5 separate regions of the Homo sapiens genome follow, and regions 1, 3, 4 and 5 are each linked to region 2. Evidence: chromatin loops called from intact Hi-C (ENCODE). Cell type or tissue: PC-9. All regions are shown on one strand.

The links. Hi-C counts contacts between places; a loop is a spot of excess contacts. Peaks named below come from ENCODE experiments on the same cell type or tissue, not always from the same donor. Only the 100,000 strongest peaks of a DNase experiment are listed, where the experiment ranks them.
Region 1: a loop joins it to region 2, with 11 times the contacts of the local background. A loop is called at or near these places in 24 of 110 quality-filtered maps.
Region 3: it touches region 2 in a loop (13-fold over the local background); 2 of 110 quality-filtered maps call a loop at or near these places.
Region 4: a loop joins it to region 2, with 4 times the contacts of the local background. A loop is called at or near these places in 70 of 110 quality-filtered maps.
Region 5: it touches region 2 in a loop (6-fold over the local background); 78 of 110 quality-filtered maps call a loop at or near these places.

What each region holds. Positions count from the first base shown.
Region 1 is chr6:52,587,749-52,592,748 of GRCh38, forward strand. No RefSeq gene overlaps it. Among named protein-coding and RNA genes, the nearest start is that of TRAM2-AS1, 13 kb to the left of the region's middle. RefSeq lists an enhancer at 1,438-1,582 and a cis regulatory region at 1,505-1,516. In PC-9, no CTCF peak of the experiment used is centred here; no DNase peak of the experiment used is centred here.
Region 2 is chr6:52,502,128-52,507,127 of GRCh38, forward strand. TRAM2 (translocation associated membrane protein 2) reads right to left here. Exons shown (of 11, transcript NM_012288.4): 8 at 3,905-4,009; 9 at 3,472-3,615; 10 at 2,464-2,627; 11 at 1-1,143. The coding sequence ends at 1,070. Among named protein-coding and RNA genes, the nearest start is that of TRAM2, 72 kb to the right of the region's middle. RefSeq lists an enhancer at 1,639-2,838. In PC-9, no CTCF peak of the experiment used is centred here; DNase peaks (open chromatin) are centred at 2,054 and 2,294; H3K4me3 peaks cover 413 bases; H3K27ac peaks cover 1,622 bases.
Region 3 is chr6:52,349,866-52,354,865 of GRCh38, forward strand. No RefSeq gene overlaps it. Among named protein-coding and RNA genes, the nearest start is that of PAQR8, 9.8 kb to the right of the region's middle. RefSeq lists enhancers at 2,412-2,911, 2,826-2,875. In PC-9, no CTCF peak of the experiment used is centred here; a DNase peak (open chromatin) is centred at 2,736; H3K4me3 peaks cover 587 bases; H3K27ac peaks cover 3,727 bases.
Region 4 is chr6:52,422,395-52,427,394 of GRCh38, forward strand. EFHC1 (EF-hand domain containing 1) reads left to right here. Exons shown (of 11, transcript NM_018100.4): 2 at 1,552-1,773. Among named protein-coding and RNA genes, the nearest start is that of EFHC1, 4.6 kb to the left of the region's middle. In PC-9, no CTCF peak of the experiment used is centred here; a DNase peak (open chromatin) is centred at 1,897; H3K27ac peaks cover 1,577 bases.
Region 5 is chr6:52,565,096-52,570,095 of GRCh38, forward strand. All of the region lies in intron 1 of TRAM2 (translocation associated membrane protein 2), which reads right to left. Among named protein-coding and RNA genes, the nearest start is that of TRAM2, 9.5 kb to the right of the region's middle. In PC-9, no CTCF peak of the experiment used is centred here; a DNase peak (open chromatin) is centred at 2,016; H3K27ac peaks cover 2,355 bases.

The DNA of each region.
Region 1 (5,000 bases), 86 kb after region 2:
ATCTGTTGTCCCTTTGTCAGGAATTAGCTGGTCACATTACTGTCTCCTTGATTCTTTGCTGATGATGTTGGGCATGGGGCAGGTCTGGTGGTTTCTCTGACTGGGCTGAAGGACTTTTGCTGACAAATAGGAGAGGGTCCTTTACAGTAGGAATCACCAAGCCTGCAAGGAAGGACCCAAAGACTCCCCTCTCTCATGATCTCAGCAGCCAACCCCTGCCCATAGTGCCTTCTTGGCAGCCGTGCTCCTGATTTGAAGGGAATTCCTCACTTTGTCCCATGGGTTTCTGCAAGCTGAGCAGGACACCTAGGTGAGGACAGAAGTAAAAAGAGAAGAGGAAAGGTGAGAGCGAGAAAGAAAACATGAGAAGGGAGACACACAACAGTAAGAAGAGAAGAGAGGAAAGAGAGGGATATGAGCAGGGGGTAGGAGAGACAAAAAATAGATTGTATTTGCAGCACAATGCCTCTAGTAATAATATTACCATTATCTTGCCTGAACAGATGTGCAAGGACTCCCGTCTACTCATTATCCAACATGACAATGGAACACGTTTCTATCAGCCTCATCGGAAATCTTGGCAGATGCTGTCAGAAAGTGTGTGCTGTTCCTGAGATGTGATTTTTCAACAGTGTAGACTGTACTATTTGACTAGGGGTGGGAAAAAGAGGAGCGGGAGTTGATTGTGCTTTCTTTTGGTTTTGTTTTTAATTTTGAAATTCTTCTCTCCAAGGGGGCCTTGCCTTGGACTATGTCCAGCTTTGCTGAATAGCCATGTCTGCATGACCAGTGGACTGGGGCTGGCCAGCAATCCCAGGGCCACACCAAAGCCCAGTGCCGAGGGCCCATTTCTTTGAAATAGTTCCCTCATGGCTCTCACTTCCCCTTACTCCAACATTATTCGTACCTACCATGCCCCGCTATTCCACTTCTGCCCTGACCTCAGTGTCTTGCATTGAGACATTTGAAGAGTGTGGTTCAAGGAAAGAGCATGTTTGTTCCCAGCTGAACAAGGCTCAGGGAGACTAGCAGTGCCAGAGACAGGAGTGGGCAACATTTCTGTGTGAATTAAGCCATGCAGTGTGCAAGTTCCCCATGGCAAACACCACCTTTCCCTGGGAAGACAGCCAAGGCCTGGAGCCCCATGTAGGAAATCTCCTGTGAGAGGCCCTTCCTGAGCTCCACAGAAAATGATTCTTTTCATAGGCACTGAGTCCCCTTTTTTTCTAGCCATAAATGCCCACATCACAGTCCCCCTTCCTGGCCTTCTACACTCTGCTCCCGTGCCAAGTGCCCTCACCCAGGCCCCCTCATAGCTCATGCACCCCTTTCCCTTCCTTTCCACACTCAACTGGCCTCCCCAAGCCCTCAGAAAGCCTATTCCTTTCCCCTGCTGTGCTGTTGACTCTCCCTCCATCCTGCACTCTATGCCTCTCACTTGAAACTGCTCCATGCCGTGACCTAACATCTCCAGAGGCTCCTCTCGGGTTGAACAGACATGATTTGTTGACTTTGCCAGATTAGCAAAGGGAGCAAATTCCATAGATTCCTCTGCCCCTAAGTCTCAAAGTGCAGACCTTCATCTTGATAGCAGGAGCGAGGTGATGGAGGCAGCCTGGGATTGCATAAAACAGTAACAGCAATATGATGACTCTGTAGGGACAATTACTCCCTGGCAGGTCTAAGGGCTAAGCCTTAATCTTTCCAACAAGGCTCTGCAGTAGGTATTATTACTAGCCTCATTTTGTAGTCGAGAGAATGGAAGGCCGGGTGCTGTGGCTCATGCCTGTAATCCCAGCTCTTTGGGAGATGGGCAGATCACTTGAAGTCAGGAGTTCAAGACCAGCCTGGCCAACATGGTGAAATCCCGTCATTATTAAAAACACAAAAATTAGCCGGGTGTGGTGTAAACCCAGCTACTCCAAAGGTTGAGGCACAAGAATCGCTTGAACCTGGGAGGCAGACGTTGCAGTGAGCCAAGATTGCACCACTGCACTCCAGCCTGGGCAACAGAGCAAGACTCTGTCTCAAAAAACAAAACAAAACAAAAGGCCCGGCAAGGTGGCTCACGCCTGTAATTCTAGCACTTTGGGAGGCCAAGGTGGGTGGATCACCTGAGGTCAGTAGTTCAAGACCAGCCTGGCCAACATGGTGAAACCCCGTCTCTACCAAAAATACAAAAATCAGCCAGGCATGGTTGTGGGTGCCTGTAATCTCAGCTACTCGGGAGGCTGAGGCAGGAGAATCACTTGACCAACACTCTCGCCTTAACCTGGGAGGCAGAGGTTGCAGTGAGCTGAGATTGTGCCACTGCACTCCAGCCTAGGCAACAAGAATGAGACTCTGTCTCAAAAATAAATAAATAAATAAAAGGAAAAAGAAAGATGTTAAGTGACTTTTTCAAGGCCCTGAGTTTGCAAAAGACAGACCCCTAGCATGCCTGGGGAGGGGCTTTGTGCACTCATCCGGCTGCCTTTCCTGGCATGCCCTGGGGATGGCAGGAAACCTGGATCCCTGCCCAGCTCTGCTGTTTCTAGGTAGGTTACCTCAGGTCAGACACATTCATTTCCCAAGTTTCTGTTTTCTAATCAGAAAAACTGTGGGATTTGAGGTGATTTCTTAGGGCCTTTTCCATATGGTGATGCTGTCATTTTTTTTCCTAATGATAAAAGTATTCAGAAAGCTCTTCAAATTTTCTGGACTCAGGGTCAGTCCTAGGCAAAGAGAAGAAATAGGAGGCAACATTGATCTTTGGTGACACCTAAAGGCTCTGTGCAACCTTTTCCTCTGTCCAGAGTAAGCCTTTGGTGTAATCCCTGCTGCCTCTGGGGACCCCAGGGCAAAGTCTTGGGGAGGGCGCAAAGAGGGCTTGTCCATCACTTGAGGACGCAGAGGACGCATGTGCCCTGCACATCAGGATGAGTAAACCTGAGCTCCTTACTAAAATAAAGCTGTCTTTTGAGTGTGTCCTCACTTGTAACCGGGGTAAATGCACTGACCAGTGCTAGTCAAAGATGACCTCAACAACTGCTCCATTCCAACTGTCTTGGGCAAGAGGGGAGTGACTGTTTATGCTTTGATATGAGATGGAGTCATAAATACTGTTTCAGATGTTTCAGATGCCAGGGGAACATATGATCAGAGACACCAGCATCATACTGTCATGCCAGGAAACCTTCAGTGACTGCCTGCTAGAGGAAGTTCACATCCCTTAGCTTGGCTTCAAGGAACTCCAGGAGCAACACTCTCGCCTTCCCACCTTGGCCTCTGCCTTCCCTAGCTAGACACCCATGAGTATACATTCCCCCAATTCCCCGACCAATTTTGACTGAGCCAGCAGCACATCAAGGGTTAACCCTTACCATTTGTGAAAATTTTGTATCATCATATTTGGTTGATTCTAAGATGCACACTTTTTCTCATATTAACCTCTTACTCATTTAACATTGATGTTACAATCAATGACATGTCATTGTTTTGTGGCACTTTTTCTTTCTTAGTGGTTTGTAAAATAATGGTGCATCGTGACTGAAGGCCTCTTGGATTTGCTGAAATACTGGAAGTAGCATTCTCCAGATTTGAGCTCTAGCAGCTCTGCCAGAAGCCGGGAACCTGTGTGCCCATACTCTGAGTTTGTTTTCCCAGTTAGGACTGGGTCCTAGTGTAATGGGGTGATATCTGGGAACCTATATAGCTCCCTAGATATAACCAAGGGTGATATTCAAAGTGTTTAATGACCATACCAGGCCAGGTGCATTGGCTCATACCTGTAATCCCAACACTTTGAGAGGCTGAGGCGGGCAGAACATTGAGGTCATGAGTTTGAGACGAGCCTGGCCATTGTTGTGAAACCCTGTCTCTACTGAAAATACAAAAATTAGCCAGGCATTGTGGCAGGTGCCTGTATTCCCAGCTACTCAGGAGGCTGAAGCAGGAGACTCGCTTGAACCTGGGAGGCAGAGGTTGCTGTGAGCTGAAATTGTGCCACTGTACTCCAGCCTGGGTGATAGAGCAAGGCTCCGTCTCAAAAGAAAAAAAAAAAAAAAGAATTACCATACCAATTAGAAGAGAAGATGACTGAAAACAACTGGCTTGTGTATCCTGGAGCTTACCTGCTGAACCCCAGGCCTACTACCGTGCTCCTTACCTGTTTGTTCTCCACTCATCTCATTCCTTATTTTATGGATACTTGACAGCACACTCAGGGAACATGGCCTGTTGCCCATTCCCAGGAGACATTCCCTAATCAGGGTGAGCCAAGCATGGTTACCCCAGGCTACTTTAGGGGAGGGTATGTGTACTAGTTTTCTGTTGCTGTTGTAACAAATTACTACAACTTTAGCTCAAAACCACACACATTTATTTTCTTACAGTGATATAGGCCAGAAGTCTGGTTCATGTCTCACTGGGCTAAAATCAAGGTGTCCACAGGGCTGTGTTCCTTTCTGGAGGCTTGAGGGTAGAATCTGTTTCCTTGCTGTATCAGGTGTTGGCTGATTTTAGTTCCTTGCAGCTGCAGGACTGGGGTCCCTGTTTCCTTGCTATCTGTTATCTGGGGGTCTCTATTAGCTTCTAGCAGCCTCTCTTTTTTTTTTGTTTTTTGTGGTTTTTTTGTTTTTTTTTTAATGATTAAGTATAGAGTTTTTTTTAGGCTAAAGCTTGAGGATAGCCACCTGAGGGCATACATTCAAGTTGCCCTGAGTGCACATTCCTATTAGCAGTAGTTACAGGTGGCACTTGTTTGTTTTTATTGCTACATTATATTTATACATATTTAAGGGATCTCTCTCCTGTTCTTATACATCACCTCCTACATCTCATCCCCAAATACTTCCCACGCTGCCATCTCCCTTACTCCCCTGGGCTAATGTGATTAGATGGGGCGCACTGGTAATCCAGCATAGCCTCCCCATCTCAAGATTCATGCCCTTAATCATATCTGCAAAGTCCCTTTTGCCATGTAAGGTAACATAGTCACAGGTTCCAGGGGACTAGAATTT
Region 2 (5,000 bases):
AGGGACCAGCATGGGGCTGAAGCCCTTGAGACTTAGTGTTTCTGCAGCTAGAGATGAAGTCAAGGTAGTAAGTTTGGCCCCTGACGGGGCTGGCTGGCTCTGGAGGTGAGGACCAGCCTATCTCAGGCAGGTATATGAACTGCTGTTTGGTTTGGTTTTGAATGCTTGTGAATGGCTGAAAAAGCAATGGCGACTGGGACTGCTGGAGAAAGGCCTAGGTCGACTCCACTGTGGGTTCTGCCACCATTACCTTTCTGGAGGTGCCTGCTGCGCAGTTTGCTCTGCTCTCGCTCTAAGCAGTGGGAAGACGTGTCCCCCCCCACAGAGCGACAGCAGGCTGGCTTCCAATCCGCGGCCAGCCACTGGTAGGAGCTCGAGTCACGGGACCCAACCGAGTTCACACCATCCTTCTGGATTGAGTTGTCACGTCCCAAAGCCAAATGCCTTGGCATTTACAACGAGCAGTGGCTGCTGTGCCTCAAGATGGTACATGCAGAACTGGAATCATATATCTCGTCAGTTAATCAGCACCAAGGAGATTATGATCCGAGATGGCCGCTCTCTTCTTGCCCATCCACATGAGGACCACCAAGGGCCTACCAGCCCCAGGCTTCTGACCGGCAGGCCCTGGGGGACCGAAGGACAGGACTGCAATCTTAGCTCCCCTCCCATTGTAAAAATCAGACAGAAAAATTGCAAGATAAGGTGAAAATAGGAAGTAAAAAGGAAAAGCAGCAGCCATAAGGCAAGAGACAGAGCAAGCAGAAAGGTGCCAGCCATGGGCGCCTGGCGTTCCAGAAAAGCCAGCACAGGACAGGAGTGAGGACAGGAGGTGGCCTGAGGGGGAGAAAGAGAAAGATTTTTGGCTTTATTGAGAATGGTTTGTGGAAGAATAAGAGGAAGCCAAGAAGAAGGAAAGCGAAACGCCCCCTCCCCCCATTGCAAGACAGGTTTCGGCTGTTTGAGACGGAGCATCACAGGCAGGAAGGAGGAGGCAGGGAGGGGGCCTGGGCTCCTTGCCCCCTGCTCGGCCCCCACCAAGAGGATTCCTGTTCTTAGCACTTTGGCCTTAGGGAGACTTGAGTTTCTTAGTCCGTGGGGAGGTTCCGTTCTCTGCCTTCACCACTCCATTTTCATGGTAACCTGGGAAGTGGAGAGAGACAAGCATACATGGTGTTTCTGCTGGAGCTAAGGCAGAAGAGGGGAGGGTGGGGCCAGGCCAAGGAAGGGGCCCGGGCAGCCCAGCTGCTATACATGGATGCACCAAAGGGGCGCCAGGCTGCAGCCTTGCACAGCAAATGCAAGCCAGCAGACGGCTCCCAGGAGGGTCCTGTCTTCCCCAGGGCCCTGGACTAGTGGCCCTGTTTGAGAGGCTTGGTCTCTGACTGCACTTTAGCAGGAGGGGCCTGGGATGACACACAGTAACTCAGCAACAACAGAGGCCAGCCTGCCCAAGCCTGAGGCTGGGGCTAGATACTCGCCGAAATCACTTAGATGCTGTCACTGCTCACTGTCCTCAGTTCTTCTCAGGCCCCTGCAAGGCATCAGCCCACTTCCAGTTCAGCAAGAACTCCCAGGAGCAGTGGCCACAGAAGGGAGGGGGACAAGAGGCTGTAGGAACAAGGCCTCAAGCAGGATGCCTGACACTCCTCTGGCAGAAAAATTGTGCTCTATTGTTCAAAATACCTCCGTGCGCTTGCTCAAATTCAGAGGTACTGGCTGCAGTCTTATGCCCCATACCTCCCCCGCCAGCCAGGCCTGACTCTGTGACACACCCAGCTGCGCGCGTGTCTGGTTCAAACACACATAAGCCTTTGCCAAGCAGGTGGCCACCTAGAGAAAAGCAGGTGAGTCAGAAAGCAGCGCCCAGTGCAGACAGGCCCCCAGGCTGGGCAGAACGTGCAGGGCTGGCAGGGCCTGAGGACCTGCTGAAGGTGGGTGATGACTGGAGTGCGTGCACGGGCCAAAGGATAAGTGTCCCACCCCTACCCCCCACCTAGCACTATGTCACTGTGAGTCATTCTTGGAGACAGAGGAGGAGCCAGCAAGCTGGGAGGCAGGGGCAGGCTAAGATGTGGAGCAAAAGGGCAGGTGAGGACAGAGGCCGCCGTCCGGCACTGAGAATGGGCGGCGGCGGCAGTAGCAGCACTTGGCTGGGGTCCAGAAGCCACCCTGAGGACACGCTTCCTGCCAGAGTTCCCCACCCAGCCACTGCCCTGCCCCGTGGTGGCCAGGGCTCCCAGCCTAGTTAGGGCCAGCCCCACCCACAGCCTGTCCCTGGCCCACACCCAGCCACGTGCCAATCAGGGAGCTAGGAGCCCCAGCCCTGAGGTAAGAGTCAGGAAGGAGAAGCTGGCAGGATTGGTCTGGGCAGCGCCCAAGAAGCCAGGTGCCTTGGCTCCTCCCACCCATCCCAGACAGACTTCCCTGGCTCCACTCTCTGCCAAGGGCCCTGGCACTCACCAGATTCCCTCTTGATGAGCCTGGCTGGTAGTCTGGGTGTGGCTGGGACTCTCCGCTTTGCACTCTGCTCATTCCAGTATTCCCGCCAGTGCCGCAGCTGGGAGTGGATGAAGCGCCACATGAGCCAGGCCTGGGCGGCACACACCAGCAGCAGCACGCAGAGCCTGCAGAGCAGGGGGTTAGGGGCTTAGGCTGGGGCTTGGGCTCACAGCCTTGGGCTGGGTTGTGCAGGGGAGAACAAGGGCCAGGGGCCCTGCAGTTCCCATGGCTTATCACGTCCGCCTTCACCACTGGCCCTCTTCGATACCACCACTATCACCAGGAAGAATGTGTGCTTCAGTCAGTCTCTGCTCCAGCATACATCACATGTGCCAGGGAGACGGGAAGGAAGTGGCGACAGACGTACGGCCAGCTCTACAATCACGCTACTCCTATGACGAGGGAGGGGTCCATGGCTGTGTCTGTTTTGCGCCCATTGCACAGAACAAGACTAATGTAAGCTCCACAAATATTGGTAGCATTCAAATGAACTGAATTTCTGGAAGAGTGGCTTCTCATTTAACATGTCACTTAAAAGTGGAGCAACCCTGGACAAATCACTCTCCTGGGCCTAGGGGCTCCGGAAAATAGTGGCTTCCTCACTGCCACAGGAGGCCACTGGCCAAGCCATTAAGCACATGGTTTTAAAGCACCCACACACAAGAAGAGGAGAATGATATCAACTGAGAGACTGGGTGTGATGCCTCTGTGCACCACAAAGTGCCAGACAAATGTAAGGGATTCCTATTTGGACTACAGTCTGAGCAAACCAGGACTAGGGGATGAAGATGGTTTGGATGGAACCAGAGGCTGCTATCTCTTCTCCCCTCAGGCCTGATATCCAGAGATTTCCAAAAAATAACAATATGTGGGAGACTAAAGGGTCTGCTGCCTCCAGACCTTCTGCAAGGGCTGTGCCAAGTTCAGGAGGCTCCCTGGCTTATCACCTTGGACTTCTGCTCGACTCACCTGCAAAACAAAGTGTTGAAGTTCCCTTTCTCGGGATCAAATGCCTGGTTTTCCATGCGAGCCAGTCCAAAGCCAATGGCCAGCACGGCAAGGGTGAGGATGAAGAGGCGGGTAACCCCAAAAACAGCAGCCCAGGCACTGAACCTGCTCACAGAGGCAGAAGAGGGATGTCAGTCTTTAGCGCCCTTGAAGGAATCTTCACCCACTTCTCCAGAAGAGACCCCGAGTGGGAAGAGGATTCAAGGGTGGCTGGGGAAAGTGCTTGAGGGACGAGATATCTAAAATCAGATGTTCCAGAAAAAAATAACGGGAGGGCACCACCTGCAGGTAAGCGGGCAGTGTGCAACCAGGGAGGGACCCTCCAACCATCCGGGCCTCGGGGGAACCCCTGCCCAGGCCTCTAAGCGGGCCAGCCTGCAGCAGACCCACTTACAGTTTCTCGTTGTTTTCATCTGCAAAGTAGAAGAGTCTAGCCGTGTGGAAGAGGAACTCAGTTGAGTACTGCAGCAGCAGCAAGATCAGGCCCAGGCGGCTCAGGCTGGGGGTGGGGAAGACTAGACTTACATTCCCTCCAAGATGCTGCGTGGAGCAGAAGCCATTGCATCTTGGCTCAGGCTGTCCCCTGTGCCTGGCTGGGCTCTGCTTTCCACTCCCACTTTCCCTGGCTGGCTCTGCTCCATCCTTTGGATTCAGTTTAGCTCTCACACCTTTAAGACATTTTTCCTAATACCGACCCGCTGGCCGTTCAGCTGTCCTGTCTCAGTCAGATGCCCTTGCCTGCTCCCACAGCAAACCTCGCATAGGCCCTTCACAGTACTTAGCACCTTGCACTCATCACCTAGGCTGGAACCAAGTACATAAAAGGTACTCAGAACACATTTGCTGAGCTCTGAGTATAGGAATATGAAATGTTCCTGTTGTCTGACTTTCCATTATCCAAGTCTTCACAGCTCCGAGGTACATGCAGAAGCAGCAAGTGCTCCTTCTGTGTGGCCCTGCTTATACGTTCTTCCCCGGTCCTCGCCACTGCTACGGTGACAGTGCAGACTGGCTTCTTAGACCCGTTATGCATGTGACACATGACCATCCAACACAAGGGCAGAGCTGGCATCACCCCACAGCCTTCAGCCCTCAAAGACCCATCCGGGAACTGACGCTGCTACAGGCCACCAGAGACAGGAGACAGAGTTTGAGAGCTCCTTCCCTGCCTCAGTCTTACTAATCCAAGTCAGTCATTCACACAGGATGCCTGCTGCAAGGACCTAGTCCAACGCACCTCGGGATTTCCAGGCACCTCGGCAGAAAGTTACACACAGTGAGCTCTGTAAGTGCCAGCCTAGAGAAAGTGTGGGGTGCTTTTACTGCATGGATAACACTCAGCAAAAGCCCAAATTATCAATGACACAGCTTATTAACATCAAAAGGATTCTTTTCATAAAAGAGGCTCTTCGAGAACTAATATTATAGCAATTCTTTCTGCCTCTAGAACAACCAAGAGAGACCTACTCTCCATGTCATTATAAACCAAA
Region 3 (5,000 bases), 150 kb before region 2:
GCTCATGCCTGTAATCCCAGGATTTTGGGAGGCCAAGGCGGGCAGATTACCTGAGGTCAGGAGTTCGAGACCAGCCTGACCAACATGGGAAACTCCATCTCTACTAAAAATACAAAATTAGCCGGGTGTGGTGGCACATGCCTGTAATCACAGCTACTCGGGAGGCTGAGGTGGTAGAATCGCTTGAACCTGGGAGGCGGAGGTTGCAGTGAGCCAAGATCGTGCCATTGCACTCCAGCCTGGGCAACAAGAGTGAAATTCTGTTTCCAAAAAAAAAAAAAAAAAATAGCTGGGCATGGTGGCTGAGACAGGAGAATCACTTGTACCCAGGAGGCAGAGGCTGCAGTGAGCCAAGATCATGCCATTGCACTCCAGCCTGGGCAACAAGAGCGAAACTCTATCTCAAAAAAAAAAGAAATAACTTATTTGGGCTGGGCGCAGTGGCTCACACCTGTAATCTCAGCACTTTGGGAGGCCGAGGTAGGCGGATCACAAGGTCAGAAGATCGAGACCATCTTGGCTAACACGATGAAACCCCATCTTTATTAAAACTACAAAAAATTAGCCTGGCATGGCTGCACATGCCTATAGTCCCACCCACTTGGGGGGCTGAGGCAGGAGAATCGTTTGAACCTGGGAGGCGGAGGTTACAGTGAGCCGAGATCGCGCCACTGCACTCTAGCCTGGTCGACAGAGCGAGACTCTGTCTCAAAAAAAAAAAAAAAAGAAGTAACTTCTTTGTCATTTGTCTTCTTTTTTTACCCTCTCAACCTGTACTTGTCCTACTTATACCTGTGCTATGAATGTCCACTAACAACCTCCTCATCTATCATACCAGACCAGAACTCGCCCCAGTCTTCAATTGCAGCTGAGTATTTTCCCTGGTGACCCCATAGATACCTCAAATAAAACATGACCAAAATGAAACTGCAATTTTTGAATCAAATCTCCTTTTCCTCCTCTACTTCCTCTGTTAGTTGGTAATTTCCCTAACCACCAGTCACTTAGGCCTTCTATGTGCAGGTAATTCTTCATCTCATTTATTTGTTTGTTTATACATTTAGCTAACTTTTTAAAAGACTTGTATCTATCAGGCAGTGTGCTTTGTCCTGGGAGCATAGCCGTGAACAAGATTCACATGATTTTAGCTGTCATGGAGAAGGCTTTAATAAGAAATTCCAACATAGTGAGATAAAAAACTACGACATGGAAAATACGGAAATCTATATGAATGCACAGCATAGGATCCAGCTTCCTACCTATAATTAGCCACCAAATGCTACTGACTTTGCCTTTAATTATGAATACCTCTTGGATCTGGTGTTTGCTCTTCAGCCACAGTAACCTTGCCTTCCTTCAAGCTCTTAGCATCTCGCACCTACAACTGCTTTCTAACCAGTGTCCTTGTCCCAGTGTCTCATGCCTGGAGCCTTGCTAAGTCTCAGATCCTTCTCCCACACTGCTGCCAGCAAGATTTTTCAAAAACAAAATATCTCTTCGTGTGAATTCCCTGCTTATAATTTTTTATCTCCAATAGCAAGCAACCCAGCACCTGAGGGCTATAACTTGCTCCCATCAGAGCAGAGGTCCACATCAATAGAGCTTGAGGACATGAAGGGGGTTTATCCTTCTTCCCCAGCTCTGGTGGAAAATCATTGTGTAGTTCAAGTTCCTTCTCAGGATATGCAAAGTCCTTCAAAATGTGAGCCCGGCTTACTTCTCCAGTCTCATATCTTGCGATGGTTCCTCCCATTTGGTAGGATAGATTTTCTTTCTCTTTAACCTTCCCCAGGCTTCATGGTTTGCACATCACCAAGCTGAGAATGCTCTCTAAGGCAGAGAAGTTGACAGATTTTCTTTTAATATCATAAGTTATCAGGTGGCTAAACTAGACCACATGAAAGGCCTGATGATCTTTTTCAGATATTTGAGCCTAAGGCCAGTTCATGGGCTCTATCCCCCCACCTACTTGATTTGAAGCTCCTGACCCAGTCCAGTAGCAGCAGTGGATGAAATTGAGTGACTTAAAATGTACCTAAGACTGAACATAAGAAGAGGCCAGGTGCAGTGGTTCACACTTGTAATCCCAGCACTTTAGGAGGCTGAGGCGAGAGGGTTGTTTGAGGCCAGGAGTTTGAGCCCAGACAGGGCAACATATGGTGACCCCATTTGAACAAAAAGTTAACCAGATGTGCTGGTATGTGCCTGTAGTCCTAGCTACTCAGGAGGCTGAGGCAGGAGGACTGCTTGAGCCCAGGAGTTCAAGGCTGTAGTGAGCTATGATTGTGCTACTGCACCCCAGCCTGGGCAACAGAAAGAGACCCTATCTCTAAACAAAACAAAAAAAAAGAGAGAGAGAGAGAAGAGAAGGGAAGGAAGGGGAAAGGGAAGGGCAAGAGGAGGAAGAGGAAGAAAGAAGAATGAGGAGGAGGAGGAGGAGGACAACGATGACACTGGGCAGAGCTGGGAGTGGAGGGAATGCAAACATTTAAATGGGCCAAAGAAATGGGGAAGGAGAAAGCAAGCAGAGAGCCCAGAGGAGAGATGACTCTCCTGCCCTTGCTTACACAAGGTGCTGACCACACAGCCACTGCGAAAGTCGATACTAAATCTTGGTGCTAGTTAGAGGAACTGGTAGGTTGAGTGAAACAGGAAGAGGAGCTGCTCCTGAATATCTGTTCCCCTGAGGATTTTATATGAGTCAGAGCATGTCATGGGAACCCAAAGTAAAGGACTGTGTTTACTTTCTTTTATACTCCATGTGTGTGATGAGGTGACTAACGGTCAAACTATTTGGTCACGGACTGTATAGCTCTCTCTTCCATGCTGAGGGGTATAAGCAGGAGTTGCACCCATGATTTTTTTCCTGTAAGTGTCATACTGCTGTGTGCCTCTGTGCTTTTGCACCTGCTATTCCTCAGCCCTGAATGCTTTCCTCCCCTCTTGTCTGCTTATTAGTCTCAGCCTTCATGACTCACCCTAAGCTTTTGCTGACCCTCCCAACACTAAAAAGCTTGGTAACTAGAGAGCTAGGAATGCCTCTTCTGTTTTTTTCATAGTGTCTAGTGTACCTTTCTTGTAGCCCTTGTAACACTGCATTGTCATCATTTCTTTAAATATGTTTTCTCCACTAGATCAGAGAGTGAAGATTGCACCATGTTCATTTCTTTGTCCTGAGATCTTAGCAAAGTGCTTTTAGCACCTAGGTGGTTTTCAATAAATATATTCTGAATGGATGAAATAATTAATAATAGAATATTGCATACTGAGCAATAGCCATGTGTCCCCTTTGTCCCCAGACTAAATTTTATTTAGTGTCTTCATGGCATTGTAATAAGGTACTTCCCTTCTGACCTAAACAATTTGCTGACCCCTTGTCAGAAATGTGGAGGGATCAGGGCTAATTGGATTTGTCCAAAGAGAAAAAGAGAGAGATTTAAAGCAGTCAGGCCTCATCCTGCTGCAGCGTTTGCTGGACTCAATCTCAATAGAATTGCATCCACTGGCACAATTCTTTTCCAGTCCTGATTTAATAGAGGGGACAAGAGATGTCAAATGCACCATTAAAGAGAAGCATAGGTAGAAGGCAGACTGCTCAGATCCAATGCTGCTAGTCAAAGGACCAGATGTACCCATTAGTGGCCGTTAGAAGGGGGCTCATTGCCTATGAATCTCAGGTTCCTGGAAGTCTGAGCACGCCAAGACTGACCTCCCTGCCACCCACACCTGCTGTACCACAGATGATGAACTGACTCTGACAGTTTTTGGTTGCCTGTAGCAAGTTACCTCTTTTAACATCTAATTTAAAAGAGAATAAATATTTGTTGTTGTTATGAGCTCAGAAGCACAGGATGTTCACAAAGCACCCCACACATCACCATCACAATTGCTATAATTAACTTTACTGTATTTTTGTTGTATAATAATCTATAGCTAATTATAGCCCATTAGAGTTGTATGTACATACCGAGAAATTAGCGACAGCCATTTACGTATGTATTTATTTTATAAAGAATATTTGGAAAATATTGGAAATAATTTTTTAAATGTTATCCTGGAAATGTCATTATAAATGTACAGCTTCTTTCTCTTTATTTATTTTTTTTTTTGCAGTGCATGTACAGCGTATCTTCTTTGAAAAAAAAAAGGATCACTTGGCTGGGCATGGTGGCTCACACCTGTAATCCCAGCACTATGGGAGGTCAAGGCAGGCAGATCACCTGAGGTCATGAGTTCAAGAACACCCTGGCTAACATGGTGAAACCCCGTTTCTACTAAAAATACAAAAATTAGCCAGGCATGGCACACTCCCGTAATTCTAGCTGCTTAGGAGGCTGAGGCAGGAGAATCGCTTGAACCCAAGAGGTGGAGACTGCAGTGAGCCGAGATCGTGCCACTGCACTCTAGCCTGTGCGACAGAGTGAGACTCTGTCTCAAAGAAAAAAAAAATTGGATCACACTGCACTATAACCTGCTCTGTTTTACTAAACCATAGAACCACAGACTGCATATTTCTCTGTGCCATACAGTCTATGTGATTTTTGAAGACTGCACAGTATTTCACATCATGCATAGACCCTAGTTAATTTAGTCAGTCCTCAGTCATCATACCTTATTGCAGGGAATACTTGCTTTGTAAGCCTCCTGCTGGAACTTCCCCTTGACATTGCCAGGATTTGAAGGCTCTTGTCAAAACCCCCAGGCTGTCAGATGATTTTTGGAGGTTACCTGGAACGTTTAGGGAGAAAGACCCGATAAACCTGGCTTTCACACTCAGAGTAGCTTCCAGGGTTCTTCCTGGATGTCCTCAGGGCTGGAGGATCCCAGGCTAGTGGGAAGGATAATCAGAGAATTTTAATTTAATTGAGAGGGAGAACAAAGGAGAATTTTACTTTAGTTTGAACTATTCAGGATACTTCTTCAGTATGTCAAATTCTTGCAACTCAGTTTACTTCAGTTTTTTGTTTGCTTTTTAAGACAGAGTCTTACTCTGTCGCCCA
Region 4 (5,000 bases), 80 kb before region 2:
GAGCAGTCCCTGTCAACTGACTTGTGACTCTGAATACATGACCTTTAAAAACAAATGTCATACATTTGTTTTTATGGGTTATATACAGTTTATAACCCTTTTAGCAAAAGAAGTTTATTCTGTTGTACCTTTCATGTTAGTACAGATCTTGAAAGATGGTAGGCTGGGCTCTAAAGCAATTAGGATGTAGAAAGTTTTTTTCATAAAAATATTTTTTATGATTAATCTTAAATTGTATCTATGTATATATTTGAATATTATAGATAAGTAATTGTGAAAGTATCCTCACAACAGAAAAAGGAAACCATTAACATAACCTCTAATTTGCCTTTCTACTCTTTTTTATTTAATCTTTTAAATAAAAATGTGTTCATTGTAAAAAATCAACATAATTTAGAAATGTATAATACAGAGGACCAAACCAGTCTCTTCATGCACATATTTCCATGCTTATAATTGCAGTACACATATAATTTTATATGTTGCTTTTTCAGGCTTATTAAATCATAAATATTTTCACCAGGTTGCCACGTGATCTCTAAAATCAATATTTTAATGACAGCACCATAATCCATTGAGTGAGTTTTCGATCATTTACTCATGTCTTCATATGACTGTCTTTTAGATTGTCTTCAACATTTACCATTGTAATGGGCAGCTTCAGGCATATAGTTCTTTCTCATAATTCTGAATCATATTCGTAAATAAATGGTCGGGGTAGAATTATTGAGTTCAAGACTTTAAATATATACCATCCAGTTGCTTTCCAAAGAGTTGTAAGAATGTATCACTGTCATTGTGACAAGAGGGACAGGTAAAAATAAATTCATTCCATGTAAAAATAAAATTCACAGAACCGTATCTTCTAGGTTCTACAGTTTTTACGGCCCCAGATATCAGATGAAAAACATGAGAAGACTAGTGAAAAACTTAAGAGTATAGATGAGATACTCTTTTAATCTCTCATGCAAGGTGAATTGGTAGTTAAATTGGGCATTACAGAGCACAGCTTTAAATTTTACTTTAAGCTTAGGTGGCTACTTCGCTCCTTGTTCTTGTTCAAGTGTTTTAACTTAAAATACAGAATCTTTTAATGTAGGTAAGCTTTTGTTTTGTTTTGTTTTTTTGAGACAGAGTCTCACTGTTGCCCAGGCTGGAGTGCAGTGGTTCAATCATAGCTTATTGCAGCTTGGACCTCCCAGGCTCAAGTGATCCTTCCACCTCAGCCGACTATAATAGGCACAAGCCACCACACCCAGCTAATTTTTTTTTTTTTTTTTTTTTTTTTTTAGTTTTTGTAGAGACAGCATCTTGTTGCCCAGGCTGGTCTCGAACTCTGGGGCTGAAGTGATTCTCCCTCTTCAGCCTCCCAGAGTTCTGGGATTATAGGCACGAGCCACCATGCCCAGCCTTAATGTTGGTAAGCTTCTTGATGTAAGTTTTGTGATGCTTATAAGCAAAGATTCAAGTTATATTTTTAAAAGTTAGTTTTTTTTTTACCTAACAAATATTTGTCTAATGTTATTAATGACACATTCTTTTCTTCTTCAGAAAACAGCCTTCCACAGAAGTCAGACGCTGAGCTACAGGAACGGCTATGCAATTGTTCGACGTCCAACAGTTGGGATAGGCGGAGACCGGCTCCAGTTCAACCAGCTGTCCCAGGCTGAGCTGGATGAGTTGGCCAGTAAGGCACCAGTCTTAACTTATGGCCAACCTAAACAAGCCCCACCTGCGGATTTTATTCCTGCGCATGTGGCCTTTGACAAAAAGGTATCATCTGGAATTTTAGGGTACCCCTTGAATTAGGGTCTGAGAGCCAACTGCTTGCAAAAAAGTTAAAACAGTAAACCACAGAATTTCCAAAGGGCTCTGAGGAGAAAATTGTTCAGATGCCTTAACCCTTAGTCATGGACAGCTGAACTCAGGCTAAAAAGAGGCTTTCTTTAGTCAGGAAGCTGATTACAGGGAGTAAAGTAGTTCCCTGTAGACTTCACCAGACTATTTTCCAAATGCAGTTAAAGAAAAGTTGGCTATAATTCTGAATTCTTGAATTTATATTCTATGTTTATCAGCCGTGTGTTCTCCACTTTTTAAAGGTAACTGTATTCTGTAATGGTGACATATCTAATCTTCATGAGATGCAGAATATCATTATGAAAACAATGACTCCATCTATTGTCAGTTTTCTGCAAGGCAGTCTCCATAAGTTTTTGGTTTTCAGGGAACATTTCATGTTTGATATTACATAACCAATGGGTGGTATAACATTTTTGTTTGTTTCTCATTTATCTTTATGTTTTTGCAATGTGAGTTTCCTCATTTCCATCTATTGACATTACCACATCATTCTTGTTTTTCCTTGTCAATGAGCCTCCTCTTTTCACTAAAGTGAAGTAGCCCTAGCCCTGACCATGTAGCAGAATCACTGGCGAGATTTTTAAGAAAGTTACGTTATTCCAACCCTCATCAGTTCTAATTTCCAGATGAGCTTTATGTGTAACTGGTTCTGAGAAGTACTGATCAGTTTTGATAAGTTAGCTTTCTTAATTTACTCTTAGTCTGTTTCTTTTCTTGTCTTAATTTTTATTTTATTATTCCTGTTAAATGTCTATAACATTTTCATCCAGCCAGCCAACTTTTATTGAGTACCTGTTGTAAGCTAGAGGCTGGGGAGGAGCTATGCCATTTACATGATAGTCACTTATTTTTAAACAATTTCAGTCTCTCAACTAGAATCTGTATCATTTCCTCTTCCCCACTTAACTCATTTATAGGGACACATTCACATATGCATTCATAGGCCGAACCTAAACATCCACTAAACAGTATGATTTATATAATTGGATGTATCTTTTCCTTTTGCTTGTTTCTTTTGTTTATTTGTGGCTTTGACAGACATTGCAAAATCAGCAGAGAAGGGAGAGGGCTGAAAATACAAGAGAGAAGTGGGATAGGCACTAAATAATTACCAAGATATGAATCCTGGTATGTTTAATTTTTACTGAAAAGAATAGTAAGTAACTGTTATAAAGTAGAAGGTGATAAAGTGATATATGTCGTAAGAAAGTATTAGTAAAATTCAGAGGAGAAATTGCGCTTGAGTAGGAAATAGGCTTCCTATTTTTTGTTTTCTATGTTATTTTACACTAATTGTTGTTACTTAATTTGTACTTATTTAATATTCATAATTCATTTCTTTAAGGATAGTGCACATAAAAATATTATTTTTATTTTCCAATTCATTTTACTTGGATCATCACAATTTCTAGATAAATGAGCCTTAGCATAGATAATGGGGTAGAGAGAAGCTAAATGCATGACTTTGAAACTAAGTTTGTTTGTTTATAATAAGGGAATTATGGTTTCTCTGAATTAAATGAAGGTTCTAATTTTAAATGAAGGACCTCTAATACCCAGAGGTCCACATAATAGCCAACATATTTGTCTATATTTTGGAAATTCTTAGGACTGTTCCTCATAGACAGAATATAACTTCATTTCTTACTTAGGTAATAAAGACCAGGACATCTATTCCAAGTGCCCTCATCTTTTCCCCTTGCTCCTGTATAATTCCAGCATCACCTACTATATTGTGTTTCCCAGACTGACTTCCAGCTCTTTATTTCTGATGTTCTTCTTTCATCTTTTTCATCTTCAAGTTTCATATTATTTCTATTTCAGACACTCTAGTGACTGCTTCTCTAGCTAGAGTCATATCATCCTGTCCTCTTTCTATAATACCTTGTGATGCCTTTAAGCAAGATAACTTTGTTTCTCACTTGACTGTCAAATCACTTACAATCTGACTTCTCCCTACCCACAGCCCCAGAATACTTTCTCCTAGGTAGCCAGTGCTGTCCTTTTACCAGATCTAGAGAGGTTTACTTTGCCAGCATTGTCTTTGGCTTGTTTATGCCATCTGACACTGTTGACCCTTCCTCCCTTCTTGAAACTGTGCTCTTCTTTTGCCTCCATGACTCTCATTTTCCTCCTTCTTTCTATGTGGTTGCTTATTCTTTAGCCTCCCTTCCTCTTTTCAATTCTTAACTTACAAGTATTTTCAAGGCTCTATCTCATTCTTTATATAATTTTCTTGAGATCTCACCCACTTTCGTGATTTCAACCGTCACCTCACCGTAGAGAATGTCACTATTTAGTTCCAACTCTGACATCATTGAGACTCCAGATCTGTATCCCCCTGGCCCATGGGATATCTTCACCTGGATGAACTGTTGGTACCTCAAGTTCTGTATGTCTCTAACTTATCTCTATCCCTCACCTTTTCCCATAGATCTGCTTTCCCTGTGTGGTTCCACTAGGTAATCCAAGCTTGAAACCTGAGCCATCTTTGGCTTTTTCTCTCCTTTATCCTCCACACTTAATGAGTTGCCAAGTCAAATATCTCTCACTTTCATTTCCTCTGCCACTATCATAGTTCAGACAAGCCAAATGACTACCTAACTGTTGTTTTAGTCTCATTCCTAGTCCTTATGCTTATAACAGGTATGCTGCCTTGTTTATTCTCTAGAGTTCAGCTCTGATTATGTCATTTTTCTGGGAAAATGCCATCAGGCTTTCTTAACCAATACAGTAAACATTACCACCATTCACCTCACTGTGACATGAAAGTCATCTTTCATTCTTCTTTCCCCTCACAATCCACATCTAATCTATTAGCAAGTTCTATTGTTTCTGCTTCTAAAATATGTAACTAATTCATTTACTTATTTTCATCCTCACTATTACCATAAATTTATTTTCCACAGAGCAGCCAGGCTTATTTTTTGAAAATCAGATTATGTCACATACTGACTGAAACACTTCCATGGCTTCCCTATCATCTATAAAGATCCAACTCTACAGGTTCCTCACAGCCCTACTGGAGCTGGCCCTCCCTGCTCTCTCCCCAGCCTCATCTTGGGTCCTTTTTCTCACCTATCATGTTTCAATACATTGGATTTATTTTTACTGATTTCCTTGAAATGGCAGCATTTGAA
Region 5 (5,000 bases), 63 kb after region 2:
TGGGGAAGCTTTGAAGCCAAGCTAATTGCTCAGCCTTTAGGCGGGCATCTTGGAAGGAGTCTAAGTAGGGAGACCCATGTTCAGCTCTGTGTTTGAAGACAATCTGTGACAGCTATGAGGAGAAAGGATCAGAAAAGATGAGAGTGTGGGGTCCAAGTTAGGACCAACCATGGCCATTTAGGTGAGGAATATCAAATGCCCAAGCTAAAACAAAAGATCATTAGGGCGAGAGGAGACCTGGGGGCAATTCAGGAGGTAAAACCACTGGACTCAGTGAACAGACACTGGGGGCAAGGCAGGGGAGGGCAAGTGACGGCTGCGGGCTTCGGTTCCGGTATAAACACTTGTTGAATTTCCCTCTCCTAGAGACCATGCAAACTACAGTCATGCATGGGGATGGTGGTATGGGAGCTAATACAATTGTGGTGTCACCAACAGGCCTTGGTAAGAAGACCCCTAGATACTAAACTAATCTGCTAGAAATCAGACAAAGGGAAAATCTCACTGCATCTATTTCTAGGGGGTCTGGCAAAAGTTTAGAGATGAACAGCACACAATGGATCCACCAGTCCTCTTCATGTTATCACATGCACTTCAAAAAATTACTTACTGACACCTTCATCAGGAACTTCCAGGTGCAAACTATAGGTAGATCTCAGTACATAGCGAGTGCTAAGTAACTTTTCTGAATAAATGTTACATACAGGCTGTGCCTACTTCTTCTGTCCACTGAACACGCCACGTCCCTCCCAACCTCCACTATCTCTGGAAAAGCCTCCACAAAGGAAGTTCCCACCCTCTGTGCCTCCACTGAACACTGGAACAAAACCAGTTTCCTTAGGTAAGTCCACGGTATTTGCATGCAAGCATCATTATGGCTTATTTAGCTAACAAAACAAAAGATAGAGGGAAAAGATGTTCTAACTGACTGGGTCCCTACCTTTTAAGAAATTAGAAGTTACATGAGATGCAAACAAATACCTTTTTATTATAATAAGTCCATAGGACACTTCAGTGATAAAGCCATACGAAGGCAATGCAAGAAGGTGAAACGGAATGATATGCACGTTCAGGAGCACCACTGGCATCACTGCACACGTCAGGGTTATAAGAAGGTCTAGAGAAAAGCCCTTTCTCTCTCCCAACTTTCACTGTCCTTGCCCGCCCCACCACTGTCCTGCTGCTTGCCTGTGTCACATGAAACATATGAGAAAGAGAGCTGAGAATGGCCTTGCAGTTTCTGAAGTCTCTGAATCAACACCAGAGACAGTTCAGCTGCTTTGGGGGCTTGCTTCCTGGTTGGGGGTTGAGACTGAAATTTCCCCAGGTGGAAGTCCTAACCTGGACCAGTGCCCCAGCCTCCTAACCAGACTTCCTGTCTCTAATCTCTCATCTCATCCCCTAAACCACTCTAGTAGTCTCCAGAGCAACCTCATCACACTGCTGTCTTTCCTAACAGTCTTTAAAGGCTCCCATTACCTCCAGGACAGTCTCAACTCCACGGCAGGACCTAAGGGGCCCTGGGTGATCTGGCCCCACCTCCACCCTTGTCCCCACTGCATCCCACCTCCAGAGCATCCTATGACACCAGTGTGCTGAGTGTCCAATGCTTCACACCAGCTCATCTGTCTACAAAGGACGGACTATTCTATTGCCCTCCCATATCTCCTTCTTTCTCTGGCCTTATCTAGCATCCATCTATCCCTATTCTGAGCTAGGAGACCCCCCTCCATGTTCCCAAAGCATCCCCTCTAGTACACTACACTTACTGAGTGAGCACCACTGTGTGTGCTAGACCAGAAGACCCATATGGCAGCTCAACTGGGGTAGTCATCATCAAGTGACTGTACTTGCCTCCTTTTATCTATCTCCCTTATGAGATGGTAAATTCCTTGTGATTAAGCAATGTGTCCTTTTTCTCTGTGTTCCCAGCATCTAGAATGATGGTTCACACAAAAGCACTGCTTAATCAACATTTGCAGAACAAGGGGCAAGAGGTCAAAACCAGCTCAGTTCAGACTCACGTCCCTTAGGCCATGTGAGCAGCAACCCAACTGGTAGGGCTGAGAAACCAACAACATTGGTCAAGTTACACTTAGCTATGACACAGCTGCAGGCTAAAGGCGTGGTAAGTGGTCAGTGAAAATCTGGCGAGGCCATAGTTGTCATGCCTGAAGTTATCTGGACCCAGGAAATGCAGGGAAGAGTAGCTGAGAAGTGTCACATTCTCTTCTTTCTGAAGCTCCAAAAATGAGCACAGTAGAGAGAGTTGTATCAACAAATATGTTAGCTGGCTTGAATTTCAATTTCAGCGTTTTGTACAGAGTAGGTGTATGTGCTGAATGATTATAAATAAAATAAAACTCAATGGCCAAATGGTTGAATAGTGTTGAATGTAGATATTTCCCAGGCTGGGCAAAGAATGACAGAAATGTTTCTTTTACATTTCTTGGGTAATAAAATGTACTATGCAGCAGACCAACTTTGCTTTTTACTTCAGCGCTATAAAACTGTAGCTTTCCAGAAATTTCTGCGGATGAATCAGTCTGGATAGCCAAATTCTCCATATTGCCACAGATTTAGTTTTGAAACTTCAACATTGTTCATTATGGATGGCAATCTTAAAGTCTCAAAGCCAAACCCAGATTCCTTTCCAATATACAGATTTTCTCCTTCTCCACCATGGGTTCTGCTAAGACATATTTCATGCCAACCCCAAATTTGTGCTAGAATCTGGTTTCAACTCAAATAATAAATGAAACCAAGATTAGAAGTGAGCCCACTAACCTAATGGAGCACAATGTTTGCCTAGCTACTACTCCTAAATCTATAGGATTGGGGAAAGGTGCCTCTCTCCTTCTCCTCCCAATTTCTGACTCGCAATTTGAGTTTTATACACATTTTCCAGTCCTGTTCTACATGTCCATGTTAAGAAGGCACAACCAGGCCGCCGGACATTTGACACATCCATGAAGCAGGTGAGCCCCAGAGAGGTGAAGGGCCTTGCATGGGCCACAAGGCTATTTAATGGAAGAATCCAGGCCCCTGTCCTCGCCCCTTTCACTGCACGCTTCCCTGCTGCAGGCCCTCCATTGGCACCAGCCATAATTCATTCCTCAAGAACCCTGAAAGAAGGGCACACGTTCCAGCCATCATAACCAAACCAGAACCCTGCTATTCTTTTAAAAAATCAACTACCACCTGTTCCTTTCTACTTCAACATTCCTCCTCCAGTCACAAAATCCATACAAACAAGTTATTCCTTGCCTGTTGAGGTCACAAGTTGATCAAGTACAAAGTTGGACTACAAACTAAAAACACAGTCTCAACTCCAAAACCATGGGTCTGAAAAGTTCCAATTCTGCTCTAAGTTCTGAGGAATTCTTCTCAGCCGGAAACCAGGCATTGTGAGGCTCGCCCTGTGATTTCCTGCAGGACTCCAGGAATTGCTGGAGGGAAAGCCTGTTCATCCTGGGATTGCTCCTCCAGGTCAGGAGCTCCCAGACTGCTCTTAACCTTCATGAAAGGAGCTGATAAATAATTATGTAAATTCTGTCTCTATCCTTTGTCTTGAGGTAGGTACGTCCTTCTCCCTCTCCAATAGCCACAGACGTCTTCATAACAGTGCTGGGCCCCTCAACAGCCTCTTTTTAAAAGTCTCTATAAAAAGAAAAATTAAATACCCTCTAAGACAGAATATCTACACTTATATAATAAAGATGAAGGAACAAACTGATTAAACTAACAATACTCTGTCCCTGCAAAATTCAGGGGCTTTATTAAGAAGTCCTCTTTCCATTTCAAAGGCAGGGCAACTGAGGCTCAGACAGCTCTGTCCTTCCCACCAGAGGTACAATCATCAGCTCCACCAACCCAAAAAAGACATTAGAGATCATGTTTGGGTTTGATGTTTAAAGTCTTAAGAAACCATATGGAAGAGTTCTCCTAACTCCAGCCAGGGTTTCAATCAATACAGGCCAGCACCTTGATCTTCAGAACTATGAGAAATAAATGCAGGGCCAGGCACGGTGGCTCATGCCTGTAATCCCAACACTTTGGGAGGCCAAGGCAGGCAGATCACCTGAGGTCAGGAGTTCGAGACCAGCCTGGCCAAAATAGTGAAACCCCATCTCCACAAAAATACAAAAATTAGGCATAGTGGCAGGCACCTGTAGTCCCAGCCACTTGGGAGGCTGAAGTGGGAGAATCGCTTGAACCCGGGAAGTGGAGGTTGCAGCAAGCCAAGATTGCACCACTGTACTCCAGCCTGGGCGACAAAGCAAGACTCCATTTAAAAAAAAAAAAAAAAAAAGAAAGAAATGCAGGTTGTTTAAACCACCAAATCTATGGCATTTTTGTCATAGCAGCCCAAACAGACTGCCTTTATGCAATAACGTATGTATAAGGGTACAAACTGTGCCTCACAAGGTATCTAAAAGTGACCACCACTCTTCTGCTTGAATACTAACCACACTACACCCAGGGCATTAGTTCTTAATTTAATAAACCACCCTTTCCATCAACAGCAATGGCTCGAGGTTGAGGCCCAATAGTTTGAGGACACACCTGCCACTCACATCAAGTTTAAGACCTGACTCCTATCCACAAATAATCTATCAGCTTTAAGCTACCATACTAAGACCTCTTTGAGAAGAGGGACCCCACCTATTCATCTCTGCATTCCCAGAGCTCAGCACAGGCCCAGAACAGGCACTTAAGCACTCAATAAAAAGCTGCCAAATAAATGAGCAAAGCACTCAATTTCAAGACTTCTACACAAATATTGGCATTCAAATATTGGAATTCAAATTCACTAGAATTCCAGTGGGCAGAGCTGTAGAAGACCACCAGAGATGAGTCAGAAGACTTGGATTCTAGCCCCCGTTTTGCCAAAAATTCACTCTACTATCCTGGGCAAATCTCCCAGCCAATGAGGGTCTTATTTTGTTTTTCTGTAAACACAGTAGAAGACTTCTTAGGTTTCCCTCTAAGATCTTAAA